Regions from separate parts of the Homo sapiens genome. Here all the other regions are linked to region 3. Evidence: read pairs that join two places in POLR2A ChIA-PET (ENCODE). Cell type or tissue: HepG2. All regions are shown on one strand. Region 1 has its middle 30 kb from the start of NEDD4L. Region 2 overlaps ALPK2 (alpha kinase 2). Region 3 has its middle 33 kb from the start of MIR122HG. Region 4 overlaps ALPK2 (alpha kinase 2).

Region 1 (5,000 bases), 400 kb before region 3:
AGGCCCTGTTCCCTATGGAAACACTTATGATTAAACCCAATTCCCAATTCAAATTAAAATTTAGCATTAGAGATTGAAATGAAAACTAAAGAGGATGATCTCAAAGTTGCTAATTTTTCTTCCCTCCCAGGGTCCTTAACACCATTGCAGTTTTGCTAATAACATAAGGATGTAGTAGCATCCTTTGCTAATAACATCATCTTGCATCCTGGATAATCTTGGCCCTATAAGCATCCGGGGGATAAAAACACTTTTCACTGCCCCTGTGGTCAATAGCTTCTGTGCTGTCCACTATAGACCCATGATTATAGCTCCTGGACAATCTCATTGACAGCACTGACCTCAATGGATCTGACTGTTTCCTATTAGTCCTGTGGTACAACAGCTCATTCATTCATTCATTGTGCCAACTATTCAAAGGATGATGAGGGAAGGCTGGAATAGCAGATATGTCTCTGTTCTTCAGGAGTTCACGAGTTCTCTATCCATAAGGATAGGGGGCATGGTTGGGGACCCACTCCTTTCATCATGGGTAAAGATTGGGGACAAACGAGAAAAGAAAACCAGGTTCAAGAAATTCATTAACTGTTTCCATTTATTATATGGATCATTACTACTAAAATAGACTTAGAGCATCAATCCTATCATTTTGCAGATGATGAAACTGAGACTCAGAGAGATGGAGTAATTTGCCCAATATTACACAGCACGTATCTGCAGCCTCCTAATTCAGGACTCCTTCTGCTATAGCAACAGGCTAAGAGAAGCCAATAATTGGCTTATATTTGCCAGCTGTTTTCATCAAAATCTTCCTGGTTACCCAAAGGGAAAAATGGCTTTCTACATTTTGTGGTAGGTCATTCTAGAAAAGAAAGATGCTAATCATCACCAACCATAAAACAAGAAAGTAATAAGCCTTCCAGATTATCTCTTCCAACCATTCTCCTATAGATCTGGACCATGAGGCCTAGAGGGCTGGAGCTTCAGCTCTCAAGGCTATGTGGGAGAGGCAGAGAGATTGGAATCCAGAATCCCAATCCCTGGCAAATGACCACTACCACACTGCTGCATCTCTGAAAAATATATCTTGGTGTTGACCCAAAATATATTTAAAAGCTTTGTCACATTTTTTTAAATGTCTATATGTGTACGCCAATGATTGCACAATCAATGCTGTGCTTTGATCTGTCACACTTTGGTCCTTAGTGCTGGTACATATCTCAATGGTGACAGGAGTGACATTCAAGGAAAAATGACTCAAAGATGCTTTAAAGTTTCCTAAGAAGATGCTCTATATATGAATCCCTTTAGCATTATTTCAGAACTCAAGAACCTTTAGCAGATTTCATATTTAATATAATGTCACCACTAGTTCAAAATCTATATATAATAAGATAGAAAAGGGCACCACTGGTGCTGAAAATGTCACGTTGAAGAGAACAACGAAGAACACACAATCATCTACAGCCTTCTCACTCAGCGCTGTCAGGAACCAACAGCACTGGCACCACCAGGAGCTTGTTGGAAATGCAAAATCTTGGGTTCACCCCAGACCTGCTGAATCAAATCTTTATTTTCACAAGATCCCTGGGGACTTGCATGCAGGTAAGATTTGAGAAGCACAGGTCTAAGGTATTTCTCTATCAATGAACAGAGCAATGGGTAGAGCAGAGGAGAGGCCCAGAAACTCAGAGTTCTGGTGTTCCTTGCATGGCCGTTGAAAACTGTCCCTAACCTCTCTGGGTAGCAGCTTCCTCAAGTATAAACTGAGGCTCTGGTTGAAAAGGCTGTTGTCATAAGCTGCTGACACAGAGCTTTTTTCAGTCCCAATTGTGTAGGACAGCTTGTGTGATGAGAATTGAATGACATGCATATCACACATTTGGTATGCTCAATGAATGCTATTAATAAAATTGTGAATCACAAATGTTACTCCCATTTCCTTCCCAGCTCAGGGAAGAAACGGTATGCATGACATGATGCATTGAATGGGGCAGCCTACATCTACTTTGCCTCCTGAGAATATCCTGAGCATCAGGCCAGTGTTGGCTTCGCCAGGAATCCTAACTCAGGTCTTGAAAGCAAGATTGTTGCTGTTAAAAAGGTGACATGGGATTTTTCTGTTTCCTCATTACATTGCTTTAGTTTCTCCCTGCCTGAAGCTTCTTTAATCTGTAGGCTGTGGGCACCACCTTTAAAGTTTTGACTCACATTATCTATCCCAAAGTAAATAATGACTAAAGTGGTGGCAAAGTCAACACATTCTTTGAAAGACAATGAATCTGGGTGTTGAATGAAATCAGATGCCAGGAATATATACATTGTTGTTACAACGCTATTACACAACAGGCCTTAGAAGAATTCCTTTTCTCCAGGTAAAAACTACCCCCGTACCAGTTACTCTGGGTGAAGAAAGGCGTCTATGTTTGGCAAGGACTAAGGAATATTTGACTTCATGAATCAATAACTATTCTCAAAGCTGCTATTGACCTCTGATCTGCAAATCTGTCAGCAAAGAGAGATTATGGTAACTATACTGCTAGTAAAATGCAAACCTGTTGGTTAAACATTTGCTGAAAGCCCTGCTAGTGACCCCTGTTAAAGTGAACCAAATTTGGCCACGTGTTCTTGCAATGTTCTGGAACATCAGAGAAAAATAACTGCCTGACCCAACACAGCTTAGCTCCTAGAGAGCTAAGAGATTTCTCTGGGCCAGAAGCGTTGGCAGGGATCATTCCTTTCTCAGTCTCTCTCTTCTACCACTGGGCCCGAGTTAGTGGGATCTGTTAGGAGGTTTTTGAATAATAATGACTGTTCTCAATCCTTCTGAAGATTCTCAAAATTAATTTCTTCTCAAGAGTGCTTCTACCCCACACAAAGAAAAGGTGCAAGAATGTTTTTTCTTATTCCTTCATCTCCCTCAATGCCTATCATAGTGTTTGGCACACAATAGGTCTTAAATACTTTAAAAATGAACAAAGTGTTCTTTCCACTGTGCTCCACCTATACATTGTACAACCATCTACTTGAACACTTACCATGCTGAATTTCGTGGTTTATTTATATGGCTATTTCACTTTTTTATTTTTATTTTTTGAAATAGATTCTTGCTCTGTCACCCACACTGGAGTGCAGTGGCACGATTATAGATCACTGTAATTGCAAACTCCTGGGCTTAAGTGATCCTCCCACCTCAGCCTCCCAAAGTGTTGGGATTACAGGTATGAGCCACCATGTCCAGCCAGCTATTAACCTTTCTGTGTTATGTCTTTCAAAAGAAAGATTCTTTGTCCTATTCATCATTGTTTCTCCATCACTTGTTACAGAACCCAAGGGTTATGGGCTTGGTTCATCCTTTCTGAGGAAGTGGGGTAGCAGATGATAGCAAGATAACCCTCGTTTGTAAATACCTTAGTGATGGACTTAACAATCTCTTCTTTAAAAATATAAGTGCAATAAGACCTTGACTAAAAGAGTAAGGTTCAGAATTTCCTCATAAAAGGTTCAGCTACACGTTAAAAGGAGAATTGGATTCCAAAGTTTAAAGTGATTCTATGAAAGCCTTTATTAATATTTTCTGTGTTCACTGAAGGAAAATGAGCAGCTGAGAGCATACTAAATAAGAAGATACCAATGATGCATTACACATCTTTAATTAGTACTAATGCGTGCTATGTAATTAATCCAATTTAGCATCCCTTCTCCACTAGAAACATCTCTCTTCCCTGCAGTCTCCACAGAATGGTATAAATGTGTCCTGATTTACTGCAAATAAGGTGCTTTCACTTCCTCACAGTGGTTCCCTGTCATGCAAATGCTCTCCACTTTCTGTTCTTGTGAGCTGGGGCTGGTCCCCTGGGTAACCTACAGAAGACCCAGACGATTTGGGGTAACTTTGGTTTCCTCTAGTTGGCCTAGCTCAGAAGACATTTCTCAAGTTCCTTTTCCAAGATTACGCAGATTCGACTCCATCCCTGCTAACTTAAAAGTCCAACTACAGAGGCCACCCGTTCCCCACTCGTATCTCAGCTCCTACCTCGTAACAGACACCAGAGTACGCTCCAACTTCTGGCCTCATTTTCCTTCAATATAATTAGCCGCACATAAATGCCCTTCTTTATTTTCTACCACTAGTTCCCATTCTGAGAGTTGTAAATCATCTCAGCTCGAATTGCCCCTCTTTCGTAATATTTCAAGTTGGGCTATTAACCAACCACCATCCCTTATTCTCTAAAACCCAGGCAATATAACATGACAGTTGATGATATAGCGAATTGCTCGTTTGACCAGGGACTTGAGATAATACAGTATACAAAGTTGAGCAGTGACTATCTTTTTGATATAGTAGCTTAAAAAATCACTTCCATGCTTCAGAATGCAAAGCAATGTGCATATTGCATTACATACTCTGCTAAGTCAAAAAAGAAGATGAGATTCCCTTTTCCACCCCAAAATGTATTCAGGAAGGATAAGAAAAGAACAAAAATGACTATAGAAGAAGACAATAGCAGAGTCTAGATCAAGGACTAAAACTGGCTATAATCAATCTCACAAGAAACAAAAACGAATGTATGTTCATTGTTTCTTAGGAGCATGACCTTTTGGAGAAAAGTCTGGAAATCTGACCTTTGGCAGAAAAGATGAAAAACTGATCTAACACCATTTTTCTTTGAGAAAAGCTCTTCTCTACACTATATCTGAAGAGCAAAACTTGAACTCATCTATGTCAGGGCCAGGGCTGTGACTAGCCATATAATATTTCTGTGGGAATTTTTTTTTTTTAATTGCTTTCTTTCCTCCAGCCAGATGCAACCCCTCACCAGGCACGTGGCCTGCTAAATTGAATACAAGCCACATTTTAGCCCCTTTATCCCCTCAGCCAAAAACCTTTGAGCAGTGACTAAACTGCACCATCTTTCATAACAACCCTCATTAACACCCTACTCAAATTCTTTCAATGGTTTGTTACTGCTCTCAAGGTAAAATTCAGGTTTCATATT
Region 2 (5,000 bases), 80 kb after region 3:
CTAGGGATGACATCACAATTGTAAAACCTAAGCCTGGTGCTTGAGATGTTTTTCAGACCCTGCCCTCGATGGATCAACTGGCGCCTCCCAGATCAATAAACTGGCTCATTTAGTCTTGTGGCCCCCACCCAGGAACTGACTCAGCACAAGAGGACAGCTTTGACTCCCTACGATTTCGTCTCCCACCTGACCAATCAGCACTACCCCCACTTCCCGACCCCCAATCCCCAAATTTTCAGGGAGACTGATTTGAGTAGTAATAAAACTTCAGTCTTCCATACAGCTGGCCCTATGTGAATTAAACTCTTTCTCTGTTGCAGTTCCCATCTTGATAAATCGGCCATGTCCTGTCTAGGCATACAGGCAAGGAGAACTTGTGGGGCGGTTACAGGAGCCTCTGCAGGGCCACAGGGCAGGTAATTGAGGTGAGGGAGAAGCGCGTCAGCATTCCCACTAGGTACAGGCTTTTTGAGAATTCACCATTCAGAGGAGCAGCTGGGCTGACGCCCTGGGTGGCAGTGAGGGTGGATAGAGGCAAAGCCACATTTCCAGTGTGCTCCAAGTTGCACAGCGAGGGCTGCAGGGCCTTCCGTATTGACAAACTCTGAATCCTCACGAGGGGTGCTCACCACTCTGGAACATCACTCCGCCGTTAGTCCCTCATTGTTTTCCCACAGGCTCCTTCCCCTCTGCCTTCAAACAGGCAAGGTCTCTTTAGACACACACACACACACAACACACAGAGGCAGACACAAAAAGACACAGACACAGATATACACACAGACACACATGCACACACATACACAGGGACACAGACACAGAAACAAAGACAAAGACACGCACACAGACATATATACGCGCACACACACACGCACACATTCCCCACACCTCCTTTTCTGGCTACCTTCTAGACTTTTCCTTGTCTTTAGTCGACAAACTTGTTTAGTTGCTGGCATCTTGGCAGCACATTCCCTCTCTGATCTGTCATGAGGCTCCCACCTGGTGACACTACATTGGCTTAGACCTTCCTGAAGGCAGTGATAACCTTTTTCTTGTCTATTCTGGTCTTCACCCCATGCTGTCCACTCAGGCTCTGTCACCCCAACCCTCTCAGCCATCCCTGTACCTGCCTCGTGCTTCTGTCTCCTACTGGCCACCAGTCTGTCCTGCAGGGGTGATCTCGAATCTACCAGACTTCTCTAGACGTTCTCTCTGTTCAGATTCATCTCTGAAGCTGGATGACAAGCGATGCAGCACCTGTCCCTGAGTCCTCAGGTCCTGGGGAATGGACTGGGCAGAGGGACAACTAGGGAATAGGGTCAGGAGTGGGAGGAACCCATGGATCCCAATTCCAGACATTTCAACAGAACTGTCCTTTGTAAGACTTCTGGGTAGAGGCCAGGATACTGCTGTGCTAGTCCCTCCATGGAGGGGGCATGTCCTGGCTGGCTCTGTTGGGCCTGGGAGACTCCCCCATACACTGAGAGCACTGCTATAGTAGGGTCTGCCTTGCCAAAAACTGCGAAAATCACCACTGTTCCCTTCAGACTTCCCTCCAGCCTCCAAACTTCCTTAATGGCAAAGACTGGCCACATAAATCAGCCAGCGGGCCAGCCAGCCCTACTACAGAATGGGCTGACCGGATGAAGATGGGATGCAGGTGGCCTTCCAGGACAGATGACCCTGTGGCAGGCGGGGACAGGAGCTATCTGGGGCATAAAATTGCCTTTCTCAAGCTGACAGGCCTGTGAGATTGGTCCGCTGATGCCTGGCATTGGGGACTCAGCTGAAATGTTTGGTGTTCTATAGTGACATGGCCCTGCTATGAGACACTTTAAAGGCATCAGGAATTCTGTTCCAATGTCCCTTTGTTTCCTCTCCTGGCAGACTCATGCATTGCTTTAAATAGTCTGCCTGGAGTCACCACTCATGCACATAAGCCTATTCTCGGGGCGTGTTTCTTCGGATTAGATTGTTTCTTCCCACCTCCAAGTTTGTTTTGGCGCTTCCTCTCCAGGTACGGTGGTGGCTCGGCCTTGTGACTGGGCAAAGCATCCCAGGTGGCTGCCGTCCCCTCCATCTGCTTGTGGGCATTGAAGGCAGAGCCTTTCTTTTGGAACTCAGCTTGGCCGAGTGTGGGAGTCTATTTTGATCTTTTCTCCTGTTCATGGCCAGGACCAGAGCTAGGCACGCAGACCCCAATGGAGCCTGCTTTCTCAAGGCAACTGTCCTCCTGCTACATGAATGAATCATCCAGGCTTCTGTCCAGGGTCTCGGGAATTTGGCTTCCATGTCAGGGACGCTTGACACAAGCCACACATCCTTAAGCCTCGTCGTTCCTTCCTCCGAGGGTAGAAAGATGCAAGGCTGGCTGGCAGCCACTGCGAGGGGTGTCCTTTACGGCTGTCCATATTAATCTTATTTTGGTCTAATGCTTACTGCCAGGGAAGAAATCTGCTAATGGTACTTTTCTTTGTTTTATTTCAATCTGGCAACAGGAAATTGGCTTTTTAGGGGAGACTACAAAGGGCAAAGTATTGGTTCTGGTGCCCTCTGGTGGTTGAACTGCAATCTCGTCGCCTCCCCGGGAACTCCCCGACTGGCTGGAGAGAAGCATGAGTTTGCAGTTCGGCTCCACTGCACGCATGGCTTTAGATCGGTCTGGAGTTGGTTAGGTTACGTTTCCAAATCTCCAGTTATAAAATTAGGCCTTTTTTCCTTGTGTAATTTCCAATTAGAAATTTGTTCAACGGGTTAGTATCTTGGGTCTATCTAGAAAATGGATTACTGGATGTCAAAACAATCTTACTTGCCATACTTTGTAACCTGAAATTTTTGTACTCAACATTTGCCAAAAGATTGAGGTGGCTGAGGCACAGGGGATGTGTTTCCAGACATAATTATATCTCTGGCTCCCAAGAGAAATATGACATACTCCTGTTAAAAGGAACATACAATGAAGTAAAGTTGAATTAAAATGAGTAAGTCATGACAATTCTCTATTTTATTTTATGAGATTAGAGTAATTACTCCTGAAATAGGATCATAGCCTTTGACTTCATTGAACAAGACAGCAAAACAGGTTGCATGACTGGGGTGTCAGCAGCCAAATATATGGTCCTGATTGAGACATATGGGAATTTTTTTTTTTAAATGACACACGGAGCACTGCTTCTTATGGTGGTGCTGTTCCCCCAGCTGAACCCTGCCAGGTACCAGCCCCCCCATAGAACTTGCGACTCTCCCTTTGCATCATGAATGAACTAAGCTCACTCACAGTTGCTTGCTAAGAATCAAGAGAACTTGCTCGATCAACCCTTATTCCTCCATCTTCTCTCCTGCTGTCTGCAGTCTGCGATGCTCGCCTTCCTTTCTTCCCCAGCTCATTTGCCTCCCACCTGGACTTTCCTGTCTGCAGAGTGCCCTTGAACTTGAGCCCTTTCCAAGTCTGTCCTCATGAGTTATCTCCCTTTTGCAGCTTTGACATTCACTGGAGAACTTTTTCAATTGTGCCTCGCCTCCCAGCATTGAGGATCTGCCGTTCACTTTGGGGTGCTGACTTCAAGCAGGAAAGACTTCTTGACTCCTGCCAGCAAGCAGGCTGCCCCATGCCCCATGCCCCATGCCCCATGCCTCCTCACCTGTGAAGTGAGGAGGTCGGGCTTGATCACTGGTTTCCACTCCAGAGGGGTTCCCAGGAGCCTCTAAAGAGGTCTCTCAACCACCTCTTATGCTCTGTTTGGAGAAGTTTTACCTTTTCATCAGTTTTTCAAACTGTGATTGTAAGATATATTTCTTTTGGGAAAAAGACTGTGGCTTAAAAAGGTAACGTTTAAAGAAAAGTTTTTAAAAAACAAAAGACAAGAAGATCTAATATCCCTGCCAAAGCTCTCAAACACTTCAGAATCTCCTCCTCTCCCAGCTCCTGCTCCCTGGCCTCTCCTTGGGTGGGAAGGCAATGAGTAAGTAATACTTTATAGACAGCATTCTGCACTGGGCTCCAGCCGTCAGTGCTTCTAATGGGTCTTGGGCAGCTGTCCCGGGCCAGATAAGTCACATTAAAGCTGAGAACAAAACCAAAGGATTGGATTTCTTTTTAAATCAGGAGGGGAAAAAATGTACCACTTGAAGCTCCCAGTCGGTCTGGGTTCCTGGAAGCTGTTGACTTGAATTTAAAAGATGTCTTCAATAATCATGACCATCTTCATTTTTGAAACTTCTTGGGCAGGTTTCTTCTTTGTTTTGGTAGAGAGTTGTTCTAAATAACAGCACGAAATTTGCCTACTCTGGTGTCAGGCTAAGACATGAGGAGCGAAGGGAAACTAATATTTATCTAGCTCACTTCCAGTTTCAGGGGCTAGGTGTAGATTAACTGGGGGAATACTCAGGGCAAGCCGGAGTGTCCCCATGCTGTACATCACTGACTTTAAGAACTTAGTCACATGCCCACAGTCACACAGCTGGTATGACGAGAAGCCAGGATTCAAACTAGGGCTGGCGGATGCTTGCATCTGCAAGGTTCTGCAGAACACATGGAGCCTGGAAAGGAAGGCTCCGTTTGGAAAATCCTTCTGGGGTCCAGAAGCCTCCATAAATAGGGCACCATATAATTTATCTTCTAAATGGGTACACTTGTTCAGGATCAATGCTAAAGCGTATGGGATGTGAGGACATCAGGCATAAAATGGTACCATCATGGGGAAACTGCAATAGACGTTCATCCCCCTCATCAGGTAGGCTAGGCAAATTCCTACGATGCCAAGAAGCGAGGCTACTATCAGGAGAAATGGAAGCAGCAGCATCAGGGTATGAACTGGGTCTCGCTCTAAATCCCTCGTTCCTTCCTCCCCACTACATCATAATCCCTCCTAATGCGCTGTCTTCACAAGCCCAAGAACATACCCAATTCCCTGAAGTGTATGCCAGCCAGGTCTCTGGTGAGCACAGGGGAGAAGCCTGGAGACAGTTCCAACATAAAACTTCATCATCACTGAGCCATC
Region 3 (5,000 bases):
CCAGGCATGGTGGTACTTGCTTGTAGTCCCAGTTATTCCAGAGGCTGAGGCAGGAGGATTGCTCAAGCCCAGAAGTTGGAGGCTGCAGTGGGCCATGATCTCACCACTGCACTCCAGCTGAGGGACAGAGCACGACCTTGTTTCTAAAAACAAAAGTCAGGTAGAGTCTCTGACAAGAGTGCAAAAGGGGAGGCAACGTGACAGTCGTGAAGACACTGAAACTGCAGGAAATGATCTGAGACAGTCACGCTGCCTTGGCCTGAGTGTTTTGGTGCCTGTCGGCTCTCCGACATTGGAAAGGTTTCCTGAAAAGTAGCAAATGAATGAGCTGCCTTTTTTGCTCTGCCTCTCATACTTACAGACACAATTTCCAAGCCTCCTGGTCTCAGCAAAAATTTAGTTCTCCAGAGATGCCAGTTTCCCTGGAGGCCTCCAGGTATCCGAGCCACACTTGGCTGTCCGTGCAGAGGTGCCTGGCAAATGACTCCTGGTGGCTGCTTAGCGATCTTTAGGTTTTCACTGAGGATACGATTAAGGGACCTAGTGTTTGGGAAAGGAGGCAGCCCTGGAGGTGAGCCTGCCCTGCTTCTTGGTGTGGGACTGAGAAGCTGCAAATGAGAATAGCAACCTCCACTTGGGATCCTCACAGCTCAGAATGGCGGGAACATTTCAGGAACTCACAGGTGGAGTTCCCAAAGATCATGAGGGGAAAGCACCGAAAATGTAAGGTGGGGGTGGGGGGGGAACGGTTGCAAAATGGCTGATGGGTCCCAACTCATCTTTATTTGTCTTTCCTGGGATTTTTTAAATAGGAAAATTTCACCTCAAAATCAAGTCTTCTGACCTTGAAGGGCAGAAGATGAATGTAAAAACAACAAAACTTAGAAGGCCTGGCATCCGTCAGCTGGAGCTGAATAGGGGCTTCCCTCTTTAGATGGGGCATGGACCTCCCAGTTAACCACACTGCCCGTCGCTCCCTATTATCACTTCTGGCCCACATCCCTCATTATCTGCCTGGCCTATGCAAGTGTTTGAGTTTGCAACCTCTCTACCTGGTCATAGGAAATTAGGATCAAATCAGGAATGTAAGTTATCCAAATAATCATCCCATTTCTCTTAGAATGTGCTGTTCCCTCTCCTTGTTGCAATACATCCTAAGGGCCTGGGGCCTATTAACTCATACATCAGGCACTCAACTTCTTATAATTTTCTGAGTCTCCCCATCCCCCTTCTTCTAATAGCTCAGTTGGGCTGGGTGCTTCCAAGGTACGTTTCCCAGTTTCCTGTCCTGGAGTTCTTGCCTTCCTCCAGCCTAGAAAGGCTGGGCCTAATGGAGCATTTTCCCCTTTTGATATTGGATGAGTCTAGCTTTATCATACATAAGGAGAAGAAAAAGAGGATCTTAGAGATGAAGTCTTCAACTCATTCTCCCAATCTCAGAAAATTCTTTTATCAAAGACATTCTAATGCCTTAGAAAATCTCCTCTTTTTCAAAACCCTGCCCAAATAGCTGTTTAAAAACATCATCTTCCCAGGGGGTCCTATTTACCCCAATTGGGAACAGCCTACCCAAATTGCATGCTTGGTTCTAAGGAGGAGAAACAAAACAGCCATGTGAAATTAATTCCACAAATCCTACACGAAGATTATGGGGTGGGGTTGGGGAATATGACACAGAATGGGGAAGACAGACGCAGTTTCTTCTGCAAGAAAGAATTCATTCGTTCAAGAAACAATCAAGAAACAATCACTGGTCATTGTTTGCACCAAGGATTGTGCTAAATCCATGGTCTTTGCTATTAGGATTTTCATTTAATGTCAAGAAAGAAACTAATCAGAGTAAAATGTGCCACAGATGCGGGATTCAAAAGTCTTCGGTCTAGATGTATTATGTAATGCAGGTTTGTTTATTTTTACTTTAGGAAAGTGATACCTTTTATATGCCATCCATTATGTAAGATCCTCAGCAGAGTCTGGGGCAGCACCTTGTCAGCAAACCCATTAATATTTCTACAGCAAACATATGAAGAGTCACACTAAGTGGAGTAAATAAAGACTATCAATAGCTGCATGTCAGTTCAGGTCAGGTTTTTGCCATCACATATGGTTCTTGCCACAAGTCAGGTTGCTTCACATTTACAAAAAATGAGTCTTGGAACAGCAGACAAGGGCTTGTGTCCCTTCCCAGAGGTTCAGGTCCAGGTAAAGAAGGGTTCATAGAGGAGACGTTGCTCAAGCTGAAACTTGAAAGATCAACTGGACAAGATGCAGAAGAACTTTCCAGGCTGATGAGCCACAACACACAAGACCACAATCTGCAAGGATTCTAGCAACCCACCGGGCAACTAGGGCCAATCCTGAGGGACACAGGATCCTGCTGCTCCCAGAGGGTGGCAGGTATCCAGGTGCAACAGTGACCAGGTGGTACTGACTACCTGTGCCAGCGTCACACAACTCTGGGCCCTCACTGTAAGCATCCAGGGAACCAAGTCCTGCAAATTGCATTTAAACAAGTTCTCCAGGAGATTTATCCCTGCTAAAGTTTGAGAACCACCAATTTATTTGACACATCCTAAGTGTCAGGCATTGTTCTACATTGTTTTAGAAATACGAGCACATTTAATCCTCCTAACAGCCTTACTGGGTAGATGGAGAAATTAAGATACCAAGAGGATTAAAAAACTCATCCAAGATCGCAAAGCTGTGAGAGATAGACCAGGAAGTCTGGTTGCAGTTTTTATGCTTTTAACCTGAATGCTGCCTTTGTACTGCTTCGGGCACCCATCCCAAGTGACAGCCTCCCTCCACCTGCAGCCACAGTGAACCTGGGGCCTTGCTTCCTCTGCGGTCCCGGCTGTGTTCTCTGAAGGTGCAGATCCAGCCCCATGTGCCCCGACCCACAGGGACCAGGACCCCTGTACAGAGCAGTCCTCAGGAGAAGGAGTGAAAGTTTGATCTTTCACCCCTGGGGTTGGAAGCGACAGAGAGAGGTTGACAAGAGTTTGTGATAAGCCTGTTAGCCTTGGGTTCAAAGCCCATGTTGCTCTCCTTTTTATCTATGTTGTTGATATCTGATTCAATAGCTTCTGTTTGAGGAGGAAAAGCCAGAACGCAGGGGCAGGGGATTGGAGTCTGCTGACCGGATGGTCAGGCCTGGAGAGCAGTGTGCTCTCTTCTTGTGTCAATTCCAAAAGGCAGGGTTTGGAAACAAAGTCAACAGAGAGCTTTTCTTCATCTCCACATAAACAGCCATTCAGCAGTGTTTGGGGAGTTGGGCAATGCTAGATGGGGTTGGGTCAGGGGAGAAGTCAACTTTGACTTATAGGTCTCTAGGCTGGCCTGGGTTTCCGTGTTTCTATCAGCTTGCCTCCAGCTCACATCAAAAGGAAAATGTTCCAGGCTTTTGTGCAGCCCCACCCACCTACCATGGAATTAGTACAGGCAAGGGAGAATGTTCTGGAACATCCTGTCTTCTCGACTCACCCTGGGTGCCTACCATTGGTGTGCGCAAACTCCTCTCACCAAGCAACCTCTTTTTGATGGCCCCAGAGTTCTTTCTTGCTCAACGACAACTGCTTTCTAGCATAAGCCAATTCTGAAAGGACTGGAATTGGGCCCAGGGTGAGGGGTGGGCATAGCAACCATCTACTCTGAGAATTTTAACAATAGAGAGGGAAGATTAGAGATTATTTGCTCCAAACCCCTTGCTTCATAGATGAGGAAACTAAAACTCTGAAAGGAGAGATTTCTTGCCCAGATTACCCAGTTAGCAAATAGTGGGGATAAATCGAAGCCCACTCACTCAACCTCCAGTACCATGGTGGGTTGAGTTTTTCCCATCACACTATTTGACCTCTTATCATTTGTCTCCAGAACTTCGCAGTTCATATTCTTAGTCATCCATTGAACCTCTTCTTCATTCATTCTGGAGTTTCCTCTAGAGCCAAGCGATAGGCTGGAACCTGGGAGGAACTGACAGCAGGATCCATTCCTTCCTTGGAGAGGCCCCGGAGGGGGTGCCTCACCCCTCCTTCCCCCCTCCCTTCAGAGCTCTCTCCTGGCTTTGGAGGGAAGGGAGCAGAGGTGTCTGAGCCCTGTCACAATCCTCATGTCCCCTCATCTGTCACCCACGAAGGCAGCTCCTAGCAAAAGCCTTTGCCGACTGAAGCCACTGAAGTAAAAAGAATGACCTCTGCCATGAGCACCTCTAAAGGAGAAGAAGCAAATGGGTTGAGGAAGTTACAGAATCTAAAGCAGGTGCAGATGGGAGCCCGTTCAGTGGGAAGAGCTTTTCCTTTAAGAGGACCGGAACTCACAATGGGTTCAGTCGCAGCTCTACTGATAGGGGTTTCACTGATCTGCTGAGCGTATGATGTGCTGTCAGAAAGCCCTAGACAGCTTCCTGAATCACTGAGAGGGTTTCCGAGAGTCAATGGAACAAAAAATTAGAAAAGGAATGGTGTTCTGTTGAGATTCTTGCACCCCTTGAAATTTAATCTGTCATTCAAAACGATTCACTCACCGACAAGAAAAACTAAAAATATTTAAGCATGACATTTGCCTTCATTAAATAGTCATTTTGTCATACATGGCTGGAAATTGAGTTTTCTGAAAGATTACTAGGAATTGTCTGCCTCTGCTGCTGGGTGTTTGTGGCTTCAAAATGAACTCGAGCATGGGGGATGCCCACATGTGCAGAAAGGATCTCAGAACTAAGTCCAAGCTATCAATTCATGCATTAGGTTGGTGCAGAAGTAATCGCGGTTTTTGACATTAAAAGTAATGTCAAAAACCGCGATTACTTCTGCACCAACCTAATATTAGCAGCAGCAATTGGATTCAACTACTTTGACAAAAATGCAAAGGGCCTGGTGGCTGTGCCTGCCCTCAGCCTGCTCCAGGGAGGGCACCCTCCTGTCCCTCCATGAGTGAAGCTGCTCTATTCCAAGCTCTGGAAAGTAACTGAGTCATTGAGTTTGTCTCTAGGTGATTCAGGTGCA
Region 4 (5,000 bases), 68 kb after region 3:
AGAAAGGAAACACAAGTGGGATTTTTCATGTATGTGTATATATATATATATATATATGTATATATATATATATATATACACACATACGCACTATTCTCTAAGCATAAAAATACAAAAAAGTACAAAAATATATATATATATTTTTTTTTTTTTGAGACAGGGTCTCATTCTGTTGCCCAGGCTGTAGTGCAGTGGTGCAATCTCAGCTCACTGCAACCTCTGCCTCCCAGGTTCAAGTGATTCTCCTGCTTCAGCCTCAGTAACTGATTATGGGCGCCTCCCACCACACCCAGCTAATTTTTGTATTTTTAGTAGACACAGGGTTTCACCATGTTGGCTGGGCTGGTCTCGAACCCCTGACCTCAAGTGATCCACCCACCTTGGCCTTCCAGAGTGCTGGGATTACAGACGTGAGCCACTGCGGCTGGCTGAGAATAGTATATGTTAAAGTAGAAGAAGCCAGGAGTCTTCCACTGAGAGCCAACCACCCCTCCGTAAGGGGGCTGCATACAGAAATCTCTGTGTTGGCAGCATTGCTTGTGGTGGATGCCTCATGTGGCACCTCCGTCCTGCTGTCAAGCTGCTTCCTCACACATCAGAACCCAGAAGGAGCTGGGCCTTTCCTTGGCCAGACTATCTGAACTCCAGGAGGCCAAGGTACTCCTCTCAGCATTTCAGGGCCCTCCTGCCCATAGTCTAGACTGCCTCTTTGAGTGTGATCCCCGGCAGCCACAGGAGATCCCCAGAAAGTGTGATAGAAACACAGAATTCAGGCCCCGCCACAAACCTACCCAATCAGAACCTGCATATTCCCAAGATCCAGGGATTCCTGTGCACATTCAGGTTTGCGAAGCATCCATCCTCCTGCTCAGAAGTGGCGCTATAATTCTCCCAGCTGTCCAGCAGATGAAATCTGTCTTAAGAAACAGCAAACTATGGAAAAGGCCACATAGGATTCCAGCTATATGACATTCAGGAAAAAGCAAAACTATGAAGATAATGAAAACATCAGTGATTGCCAGGGGTTGGGGGGTTGGGGAAGGGAGAGATGAATCGGTGAAGTACTGGGGAATTTTAGAGCAGTGAAGGTATTCTGTTTGTTACTATAATGGTAGATACCTGTCATGATACATTTGCCCAAACCCACAGCATGTACAACACCAGGAGTGAGCCCTAATATAAACTATAAACTTTAATTAATAACAACATATCGCGGTTGCTCACATCTGTTATCCCAGGACTTTGGGAGGCCGAGGCAGGTGGATCACCTGAGGTCAGGAGATCGAGACTATCCTGGCCAACATGGTGAAACCCCGTCTCTACTAAAAATACAAAAATTAGCCAGGTGTGGTTGCATGTGCCTGTAATCCCAGCTACTTGGGAGGCTGAGGCAGGAGAATCGCTTGAACCTGGGAGGCAGAGGTTGCAGTGAGCCGAGATCGCGCCACTGCACTCCAGCCTGGGCAACAGAGCGAGACTCCATCTCAAAAAAAAAAAAAAAAAGGTATCGATATTATCTTATCAATTGTAACAAACATACTACAATAATGCAAAATGTTTGTAACGGGAAAATCGTAGAGTGGGGTGAGGAGACACATAGGAAATCTCCACACTTTCTGCTCATTTTTTGTAAATTTAAAACAATTCTGAAAAATAGTCTATTAATGAAACAACATTACCATTAACATTCCCATTAATGAAACAAGAATATTGTTGTTGCAAATAGTTGGGGCAGCGGATATTCTTAAGCATTTTGGGGTATATAAAGTGGTCCCTGAGTTGCTATTGTATAGTTTGCTCTTGCCCAATTTCACATTTCACTGAGGCAGCCATCCTGCTTTACGGCTGGGCATGACCCAAACTGGTAGGGAAGGAGGCTCTGAGTGTCAGGAGACTCAAGTGGAATGAGGGCTGGGAGTGGTTAGAGATGCCAGGATCCCTGTGAATTGGTGCACCCCCGCCAGGATTAGCATGCATCTTCTGGCCTACATCTTCTGGCGCGATCCACCATGGGTCAGCCCTGGGTTTAGGCAGCTCGGGTTTAAGGAACAAAGTAGAAAGCAATGGAACCTAAGTTGTAATGTAAGAATGAGGGGAAACCACAGATGCAAATATTTTGTGCTCTAGGAAACCTATTAGGAAATTACCAAATCCTGAAACAATGTAAAATACGGCACACACTCTAAAGAGCAAGTGTCTATAATGATATACACATCTTACACTTTTTGTTTAAATATGAATTTAATTAAACAGAAAATTGTAACTGGCTGTTGAATGATGGGAAATGGCTTCACGTCACAGAACCCACCTCCGGCAACAATAGCGTATTAGACACCAGTGGAACAACTTGATCCAGTGAGCGAATTCGTGATTTCTGTTTACATCACAGCAGGATGTGTCTAGAAATCCCAGGTTAGGAATGACAGTGGGAAGAATTTTGGCTGTGAACAGACTCTTCTCAGCACCAGGTCCTCGACAGCACAACCATGTGCAAATACACAAATATACACATGATGTGAGGTTGGTAAAAATGCTAAACATGTATATAAAGAATGGACTGTCTTTGAGACCAATCGTTGATTCAATCTCCCCATAAACCTGGTCGCAAATCCTGTTCTGAAATCATTTGAGTGAAGACAGCAGGTGATGGGTTTAGAAGCATCTTGGCGCACAGTCGGCTGGGAGTAAGGATTGCCACGCACTCTCTGCAGGCTGTATATTCTCTCCTGTGTGGCCTCAGATTTTCCCTGGCGAGATTGTGTGCTGCTAGCCAGTGGCCATTAGGTTACCCAGGGACGTTAGGTTTTCTTTTCGCCTGGGGTCTCAGGCCCTGCCTTCTTTATTGTCATAGAGTTTGTTTGAACTTTGCTTTTCCCAATGCTCGGCTGCTTCTGTTTCTGGTTGTTGTTTTGAAGGGATTTCAGTCCCAGCATTTTGCAATACTTGTTACACTGGTGTAGTGCTTTAAACTGATCAATGAAGGTCATGGAACAGTTGCCTTTAAATCCCTTGTACCTGTGAGTTTGGGTGGAAGGAAACATAGCTTTTAAAAACAGGACACTTTCATCAGTTTAAAAAGAAAAACTTGAAAGGGAAAACTAATGGTGCATGGAACATATATGAATTTCTGTTTTAGATAAGAATGGCTGCAGGATAGACACAACTATAAGTGAAGGTAAAAAACAAAGACTGTGGAAATAAGTAAAGGCAAAGATCTGCTGGCACATACAGTGATGATCAAAGGTCTTGGAGTATCCAGGGGTCCCAGGTGCTCACGGTTGGAATGTACCAGCATTTTATTGCCCTGTTCCTCATAGCCACAATGACCAGTGCTGGGCTATTTTGATAAAACACAGATCTCTTAGTGATCGAAAGCCACTCCATCACACCGAGAAGTTCTCAATAAAGAATTTCAGAACTTTGGAACTGAAAGAAATTATTTTGTTTAGACCCTTCAATTTACAGTTGAAGAAATTCAGGTTAAGAGGTCATGAGACTACCCCAAGAAAACAACGCAAGTTGATGTAAGAGACAAGATTAAAATGAAGCCCTCTGAGTCTTTCTCCTACAGCAGAGCTCACTCCCCTGGCAGCCCGCTTTGTCCCCAGGAGAAGAAGAATTTTTGTCTCTGGCAGAACCTTTGTCTCCAGTAGGCCCTAAAAGGCTCCATGCTGACTCCTTGGCCAGGAGTAGTCTCAGGGGTTGTTCCTCTTGGTTGGGACATTTAAATACTGAAATTATAAATGGCCATGTTTTCATGTCCCAATTATGGTAGGTTAGTGTGCTCCTTGAATGGACAGCTGCCCAGCCCCTAAGTCTCCCCAGCTATCTGCAGATGAACAAGATCCATCAAAAAATTGGTTGAAGGTGCAGGCTTCCTGGGTTCTGGGCAGAATGTGAAAGGGTAGTAGGCTATTGCAGCTTGTTTAGTAGCTAGGAAAGTGACCCTGCAGGTCTTCCTGCCAGCCACCAGAAAATCCACAAATCCCATGTACACACTGAATCCAGTCACAGCTCCTCACAGAGTGTGGAGGAGGCCAGGTGAGCATAGTGCCAGCCACATACCCTCCCCAATAAGTGGCATCTCCTTGAGATGTCCAAGGGTCCTCCTTGTCACCGCAGATGAGCTCCTTTGTCAAAGGAATTTGCCTTCAACATGAATCCCATGGGGATAAACACTTTGAAGTAGCACATATGTAAACCTATGAGGTCCACGTTACATTCACTCAGCCCCTCCCCATCAATGCATTCTCCACACTGCCAGCAGAGTAACCTCTACAAAACATAAGTCATATCTCCTGCTTAAAATCCCATTGCTGTTAAAACGAAGACAAAATTCCTGAAACTGCCTGTGATCCTGCACTGTCTGGCTGCATCTCCCAACCCATTGACCTCTTCAGCCATTAGAAGTGTGTCCAAGCTCCCTCCTCCCAAAAGTTTCTGCCTGCAGTATTCCCCCTGCATGGGATGCTCCTTCCTCCTTTTTCTAGATAAGTCCTACTCACTTTATTTATTTATTTATTTATTTATTTATTTATTTATTGAGACAGAGTCTCATTCTTGTTGCCCAGGCTGGAGTGCAATGGCTCAATCTCAGCTCATTGCAACCTCCGCTTGCTGGGTTCAAGTGATTCTCCTGCCTCAGCCTCCCAAGTAGCTGGGATTACAGGCATCCACCACCACACCCGGCTAATTTTTTGTATTTTTTTTTTTTTTTTTAAGTAGAGACAGGGCTTCACCATGTTGGCCAGGCTGGTCTCAAACTCCTGACCTCAGGTGATCCGCCCGCCTCGGCCTCCCAAAGTGCTGGGATTACAAACATGAGCCACCATGCCCGGCCCTTGCTCACTTTAAATTCTCAGGTCATTTGACCTTTCCAACCAAGTCACATCCCCCTGTCATAGACTCTCCTGGACTGTGCACCTCCTCTTTGTGGCACGGTCACACACACAGTCTGACATCTGTGAGTGGATGAGATGGTTAATTTCTGTCTCTCCACT

What was found. ChIA-PET counts read pairs that join two places held together with the same protein. Peaks named below come from ENCODE experiments on the same cell type or tissue, not always from the same donor. Only the 100,000 strongest peaks of a DNase experiment are listed, where the experiment ranks them.
Region 1: POLR2A ChIA-PET joins it to region 3 with 11 read pairs; 2 of 35 experiments call an interaction of 5 or more read pairs at or near these places.
Region 2: POLR2A ChIA-PET joins it to region 3 with 10 read pairs; 2 of 35 experiments call an interaction of 5 or more read pairs at or near these places.
Region 4: POLR2A ChIA-PET joins it to region 3 with 13 read pairs; 3 of 35 experiments call an interaction of 5 or more read pairs at or near these places.

What each region holds. Positions count from the first base shown.
Region 1 is chr18:58,011,405-58,016,404 of GRCh38, forward strand. No RefSeq gene overlaps it. Among named protein-coding and RNA genes, the nearest start is that of NEDD4L, 30 kb to the right of the region's middle. RefSeq lists an enhancer at 3,861-4,090. In HepG2, no CTCF peak of the experiment used is centred here; DNase peaks (open chromatin) are centred at 1,177 and 2,407.
Region 2 is chr18:58,491,429-58,496,428 of GRCh38, forward strand. The region is part of intron 12 of ALPK2 (alpha kinase 2); the gene reads right to left. Among named protein-coding and RNA genes, the nearest start is that of MIR3591, 43 kb to the left of the region's middle. RefSeq lists enhancers at 1,763-2,264, 2,265-2,764 and a silencer at 2,541-2,590. In HepG2, CTCF peaks have their summits at 1,144 and 2,562 (motif pointing left); a DNase peak (open chromatin) is centred at 2,583.
Region 3 is chr18:58,410,973-58,415,972 of GRCh38, forward strand. No RefSeq gene overlaps it. Among named protein-coding and RNA genes, the nearest start is that of MIR122HG, 33 kb to the right of the region's middle. In HepG2, no CTCF peak of the experiment used is centred here; DNase peaks (open chromatin) are centred at 2,041 and 3,079.
Region 4 is chr18:58,479,025-58,484,024 of GRCh38, forward strand. It overlaps ALPK2 (alpha kinase 2), which reads right to left. Exons shown (of 13, transcript NM_052947.4): 13 at 2,223-3,015. The coding sequence ends at 2,799. Among named protein-coding and RNA genes, the nearest start is that of MIR3591, 30 kb to the left of the region's middle. In HepG2, no CTCF peak of the experiment used is centred here; a DNase peak (open chromatin) is centred at 2,917.